Regions from separate parts of the Mus musculus genome. Here region 2 is linked to region 1. The links are chromatin contacts, found by Hi-C or POLR2A ChIA-PET in ENCODE. All regions are on one chromosome and are shown on one strand. The core of a region is the stretch at or near the end of the contact, and the rest is flanking DNA. Distances in the headings are between cores, read along the strand shown. Region 1 holds the start of Itpk1 (inositol 1,3,4-triphosphate 5/6 kinase). Region 2 holds the start of Moap1 (modulator of apoptosis 1).

The links. A loop is a pair of places that touch in the nucleus more often than their neighbours do. ChIA-PET counts read pairs that join two places held with the same protein, here RNA polymerase II (POLR2A).
Region 2: a map of heart shows a loop between it and region 1 (2.0-fold over the local background). The contact joins the promoter of Moap1 here to the promoter of Itpk1 in region 1. A Hi-C loop is called at or near these places in 2 of 37 maps with a recorded cell type or tissue (both heart). POLR2A ChIA-PET finds 5 or more read pairs at or near these places in 3 of 5 experiments (Patski and embryonic stem cell).

What each region holds. Positions count from the first base shown.
Region 1 is chr12:102,703,485-102,706,184 of GRCm38, reverse strand. It overlaps Itpk1 (inositol 1,3,4-triphosphate 5/6 kinase), which reads left to right and starts at 1,316. Exons shown (of 10, transcript NM_172584.3): 1 at 1,316-1,463. The coding sequence starts at 1,369.
Region 2 is chr12:102,742,241-102,744,940 of GRCm38, reverse strand. It overlaps Moap1 (modulator of apoptosis 1), which reads left to right and starts at 1,280. Exons shown (of 2, transcript NM_001142937.2): 1 at 1,280-1,398; 2 at 1,547-2,700. The coding sequence starts at 1,653. It overlaps Gm20604 (predicted gene 20604), which reads left to right. Exons shown (of 2, transcript NM_001142939.1): 2 at 1,547-2,700. The coding sequence ends at 1,569. Tmem251 (transmembrane protein 251) reads right to left here and starts at 1,181. Exons shown (of 2, transcript NM_177140.4): 1 at 775-1,181; 2 at 1-341. The coding sequence starts at 854.

The DNA of each region.
Region 1 (2,700 bases), core at 67-2,566:
CTTACCAGCTGAGCCATCTCAGCAGCCCCACTTGACAGCATTCTTACTGCAGACAGGCCGCAGTGATCTGATACCAGGGATGGCGAACTTTTCTGACTCAGGAGGTTTCTTGCTAAAACTGAACCAAGGGGGACCAAGGACACTGCCCAAGGTCAGGATCTAAGCCGGAAAAAGGGACTTGGTGTAACTCCTCAAGTCTGGTCAAGGCCCGTTTCTGTCACTTTACTAACAGCTTTCATTTCTTCAAGCCTTTTCTCATCTCAGATCTTCAAAAATTGTCTTTATTTCCAAAGCCAGATAAAATGTCTTTCTTTACACACGGGAACCCATTTTTTTTTCCCTGTCTGTGTCTGGGGAGAGCCTCCAATTTCTCCTCCCAATGCCTAAAGCATAGGCTGGAGATGGCTGGAATGCTAAGTACTGTCCCATAGGCCGGGGTAGAGCAGGTGGCTCAGAGGATCCAAAGCACTAAGTCAGACGCCGAGCTACGTCCCTTCACCTAGCAAAGAAAAGGCTCTCCTGAAGATGCTATGTGCACTCTGGCTGCTTCTCTCCCTCCGCTGAAAGGGACCCCAGAGTGTGAACCTGGGGCAGTTGTGGAGATAGTACAGGACAATTGCAACGAATTGCCTCTGGGGGCAATCCCCGCTGTGCTGCCAAGGAGCAACGAAGCCCAGTGGTTTGGCCGCCCTCCAAGATAGACACAAGGCGCCCACACCACGACTCCCTCACCCCACTCTGCCCTGGCCACCATCCAGCACCCCGCCACTAGCGGCGGCGCCTTTAAGACTCATTGGCGCCCCCTGGCGGTAACCGGCGCTTCCTCCTCCGGGAGCTCTGCCCCAGGCCCCGCGTGTGCGTGGCGTGTGCGCGGGCGCTGGGGCAGGAAGGGCGGGGGACACGGCGGCGCGCTCCCCGAGGGGGTCCCCGCGCGTCCGAGAGGCACGCGCGGGCGAACCCTCGCCGCGGGAGGGCGTGCTCCAGCTCGGGCTCGAGGCTCGGGTGCGGTCTCGGGCGGCGGCCCGGGATCCCTAGAGTCCTCGAGCGGCGCACGGTGCTGCGGGGCGCACGTCCCTGCGCGGGCGAGCCCCGCGGGGCGGAGGGGGCGGGGCGGCGGCGGGGCGCGCCCACCCGCGGGGCCCAGCCAGTGGCGCGGCGCGCTGAGCCTCCGCCCCCCAGCCGCCGCCCCGCCCCGGCCCGCCCCGCCCGCCGCCCCGCCCGGTAGGACCGCGCGCTGAAGCCCGCTCCGCGTCCCCGCCGCCGCCGCCGGAGGAGGTGCCCGCACGCTCGCGGCGCGCGCCGGCCCCACACGCTCGGCCTGTGGGCAATTTCCTCCGGACCCAGGCTCCCGGGCCGAGGAGGAAGAAGATGCAGACCTTCCTGAAAGGGAAGAGAGTTGGCTACTGGCTGAGCGAGAAGAAAGTCAAGAAGCTCAATTTCCAGGCCTTCGCGGAGCTGTGCAGGTGAGGAGGGACGCGGCTTGGGGACCCCCGCGGCCCGAGCCTGGTTACCCTCGGCGGGCGCGGGGCAGACGACGGCGACCCGGGAAGGAGCGGCGCGCGCTGAGGGCTGGTTCGGAGCAGCAAGGTGGCCGCGGGGGGCCGCGGGCTGTGTCCGAGGGGAGCGTGGCCGCTGTGGGCGTTGGGTTCGGACCGCGGCTCTCAGGTGCACTGGGGTCGTGCCGGGAGATCCCTGGCCGTCCAGGGTGGTGGGACCCGGGAAATCGGGGAGTCCACGCCAGCAGTCAGGGGTTAGAGGGTACTTTTGGACTGGTGTGTTTTTCTTCCTCCCTCTTCTTCCCCTTAGTAGAGCAGGATACCGGCGTTTGTGTGGAGCCTACTACGTGCCTCGCGTGTGCACGGCTCCTGAAGCTGTCATTGCATATCAGCCGGCTTAAGCCCAGTTGAAATGAGTAGCGATACTTGGCTTGTCTGTGGTGATTTGCTGTCTCATTAGAGCCTCGCAGCAGCCTCGCAAATTAGCCAGGATGGTGATTCTGGGCCACGTGTCTTAGAAGAGGGACACCTACCAGCAGAGAGGTGGGGTACCTGCCTTGTAGTCCCAGGGCCAAGGAGTGGCAGAGCATAGAAAGTGATGGGTGGACCCACGTAGGGTAGAATTGTCTTCTGCCATTCCGGCTGAGCACCTCGTTCTCCCTGCGCTGGTGCTTCAGTGGCAGAGACCGAGGGCTTTGATGGAGCTTGCTCTTAATACATTACAGAAGTGCTGGGTTCCTAGAGTCAGGTGTGCCTTGCCTCTCCGCAGAGCTATTGGTTACAGCTTCTCAATGAAAGCCTAAGAGAATCCAGCCCCCACACCCCATCCCCGAAGCCTTTTGCAAACTCCGGGTGGAAACCTTTTGTTAGGTAGTCTTTTCACTTAGTAGATTTGACTTTTGAAAATGGACTTCACTTGTAGTTCCATCCCTGGTGGGTGCCCCGAATTTTGGAGAATTGAACAGTTGGGCTTCCATTATCCCTTGGTGCACAGGGGTTAGTTAGCAGTCTGAGCTGGCACATAGAGGCCGCCCTGGCAGCACTGCCTTGCCCCTCATGGCTGTCCAAGAGCCTGCTGCTTCTCTGCCCCAGGCAAGCCTTACAGGCCCTCCTTGACCACAACTGGATGGGATAATGCCTATTTATAAGGGGGCCCTGGTTCTGCGCCCCTTATAGTTCCCTTGTGGGTTTGGCTGAGTCTCCC
Region 2 (2,700 bases), core at 31-2,530, 39 kb before region 1:
TAACTGCCAAGCATATGGGGATAATACAGTAGCCCACTGTTTTGGGATCCGCTCTCGTACAAGAATAAAGGAACAAAAACATCTGTAAGTACGGAATCAAGAAAATAATTGTCCACAACCAAAAGGGCAGGGAAAGTAACCGAGCTTTCAAGGAGTGTGTCCATGTGGTTCCTTCCCGAGGCTCCTCAGGGTGCTGCAGAATGTGTTCCAAAGCCAACCTGTTGTAAGTCTCATTGATTTCAAAAACATAATAAAACGCTGCTGCACTTGCTAGCAAATACAGTCCCACTCCAATCCATCCCATCCGCTGACGGAAGTTCATCATTCTCCATGCTCTGTGCCTTCAATGCAAACACAGAAAAATTATTGTTAAGGTCTAATAATGTTGCCATGGCAACTATTCCAAGTGCACATGATTTAAATTCAAGAGTTCTGAAAAGCACGAGCATTTTAAGATTTAACAGCTGTAAACAGCTTACAGGTGGTTTTATATAACAGTTGTAAGCACATAAAAATACTGGTTTCAGTGTCTACTGAGTGCTGTTATTTATGTGAACCCCAGAGTGAATGAATCATCACTTCTTGCTTGAGTAGACCCAGTACACCTTCGTTTCAGATAATGAAACATCTAGTTTCCCCACAGGACGTTGCTCTTGACAGTTGAAATGCTTTCTGGCTTAACACTATTTCAGACGTGGGCACTGGGTTGAGTTCTACTCGTTAAACCAACGTCGGAGTCCCCAAGTTAAGACGGTAACTCTTTCAAACACTTACAGTGGTCCCGAAAATCTTCCTGTTCCCCCTGCAAGCGAGCAAGAGTCACTCAGTTCTGAACAGTCAGGTGCCTTTGGCATTTCAGAACAAGCCACCTTAAGAGAAACCCTCTGGGTCGCGCAGCTGAAGAAGGTGAGCGCGGCGGCGGGAGCACGAGCTAGTAGTGATTAAGCTCAGCGTGACTACGGCTGGTCACGCGGCGGCGGCGGGCCCCGTCGCCCTCCGGAGCCCCAGGCGGGGGGAACCACCTGGAGATGCCGGGCCCGCCCCCCACTGCACCCGCCGCCGAGCTGAGCTGGGCAGTGGCGCCAGGCTTGGCCTGCAGAGGCCCGAGCTCGGCTCCCGGCCGGACGCCGGGCCAGCCTGACAGCCAAGCCGAGCAGCCCCGGGTCTCACCTTCCTGTCCTGAGTGGCCCGCCCGCTCGCAGTCCCGGATACCGCCGCATTCAGAGCTTCCGTCTAGGGCCGGAAACGCGCGCCGGCCTCTCATGACGTCAGGCTGTCAGCTTCGCGCCGCCTCCAGAGGCGGTTGTCTGTTCCCTGAGGCGTTTGCTGCGGTCGTTCTTCTGCCCTCGGCCGGGAGGCGGGCGCGGGGAGCCCGGGTCTCTCCTAAACCCCGCAAAGGTCAGACGTCCTCTCCGGGACCCAAGCGATGTATCTACGGGCAGGTGATCCTGATGGCGTTCGTTTCTAAGCGCCTGTGGCGGGTGGGCGGAGGAACTGCTCGGGAGTCAGACACGGTTAACTTAACGTGGATGCTCTGTTTTCTCAGGCTCCCGGACCTCTGCGTGTTAAAGAGACGAGCACGCACATCACTGTAAGCGGCGGCGGCGGCGGCGGCGCCCTGGTCGAATTAGAATTTAAATACTCTGAGCACCATGACACTGAGACTTCTAGAAGACTGGTGCAGAGGGATGGATATGAATCCTCGGAAAGCACTATTGGTTGCCGGCATCCCTCCGACCTGCGGAGTGGCAGACATAGAGGAGGCCCTGCAGGCTGGCCTTGCTCCCTTAGGGGAACACAGACTGCTTGGGAGGATGTTCAGGAGGGATGAGAACAAGAATGTAGCCCTGATTGGGCTTACAGTAGAGACTGGCAGTGCCCTGGTCCCCAAGGAAATACCTGCAAAAGGAGGTGTCTGGAGAGTGATCTTTAAGCCTCCTGATACTGATAGTGACTTTTTGTGCAGATTAAATGAGTTTTTAAAGGGGGAGGGCATGACGATGGGTGAATTAACCAGAGTTCTTGGGAATCGGAATGACCCTCTCGGCCTAGACCCGGGCATAATGATCCCTGAAATTCGAGCACCCATGTTAGCACAGGCATTAAATGAGGCCCTTAAGCCTACCCTGCAGTATCTGAGGTACAAAAAGCTGAGTGTGTTCTCAGGCAGGGATCCTCCAGGACCAGGTGAGGAAGAATTTGAATCTTGGATGTTTCATACTTCCCAAGTAATGAAAACATGGCAGGTGTCAGATGTAGAGAAAAGAAGGCGGTTGATAGAGAGCCTTAGAGGTCCAGCATTTGAAATTATTCGAGTCCTCAAGATAAACAACCCCTTCATTACAGTTGCAGAATGCCTGAAGACGCTTGAGACAATATTTGGGATTATTGATAATCCTAGAGCATTGCAGGTCAAATACCTTACTACTTATCAGAAGACTGATGAAAAGCTGTCTGCCTATGTTCTAAGGTTGGAGCCTTTATTGCAGAAACTGGTTCAGAAAGGAGCAATTGAGAAAGAAGTTGTGAATCAGGCCCGTCTAGACCAAGTCATTGCTGGGGCAGTCCACAAATCAGTTCGAAGAGAGCTTGGGCTGCCGGAGGGTAGCCCAGCCCCAGGCTTACTGCAGTTGCTGACACTGATAAAAGATAAGGAGGCCGAAGAAGAAGAGGTCCTCCTTCAGGCCGAATTAGAAGGCT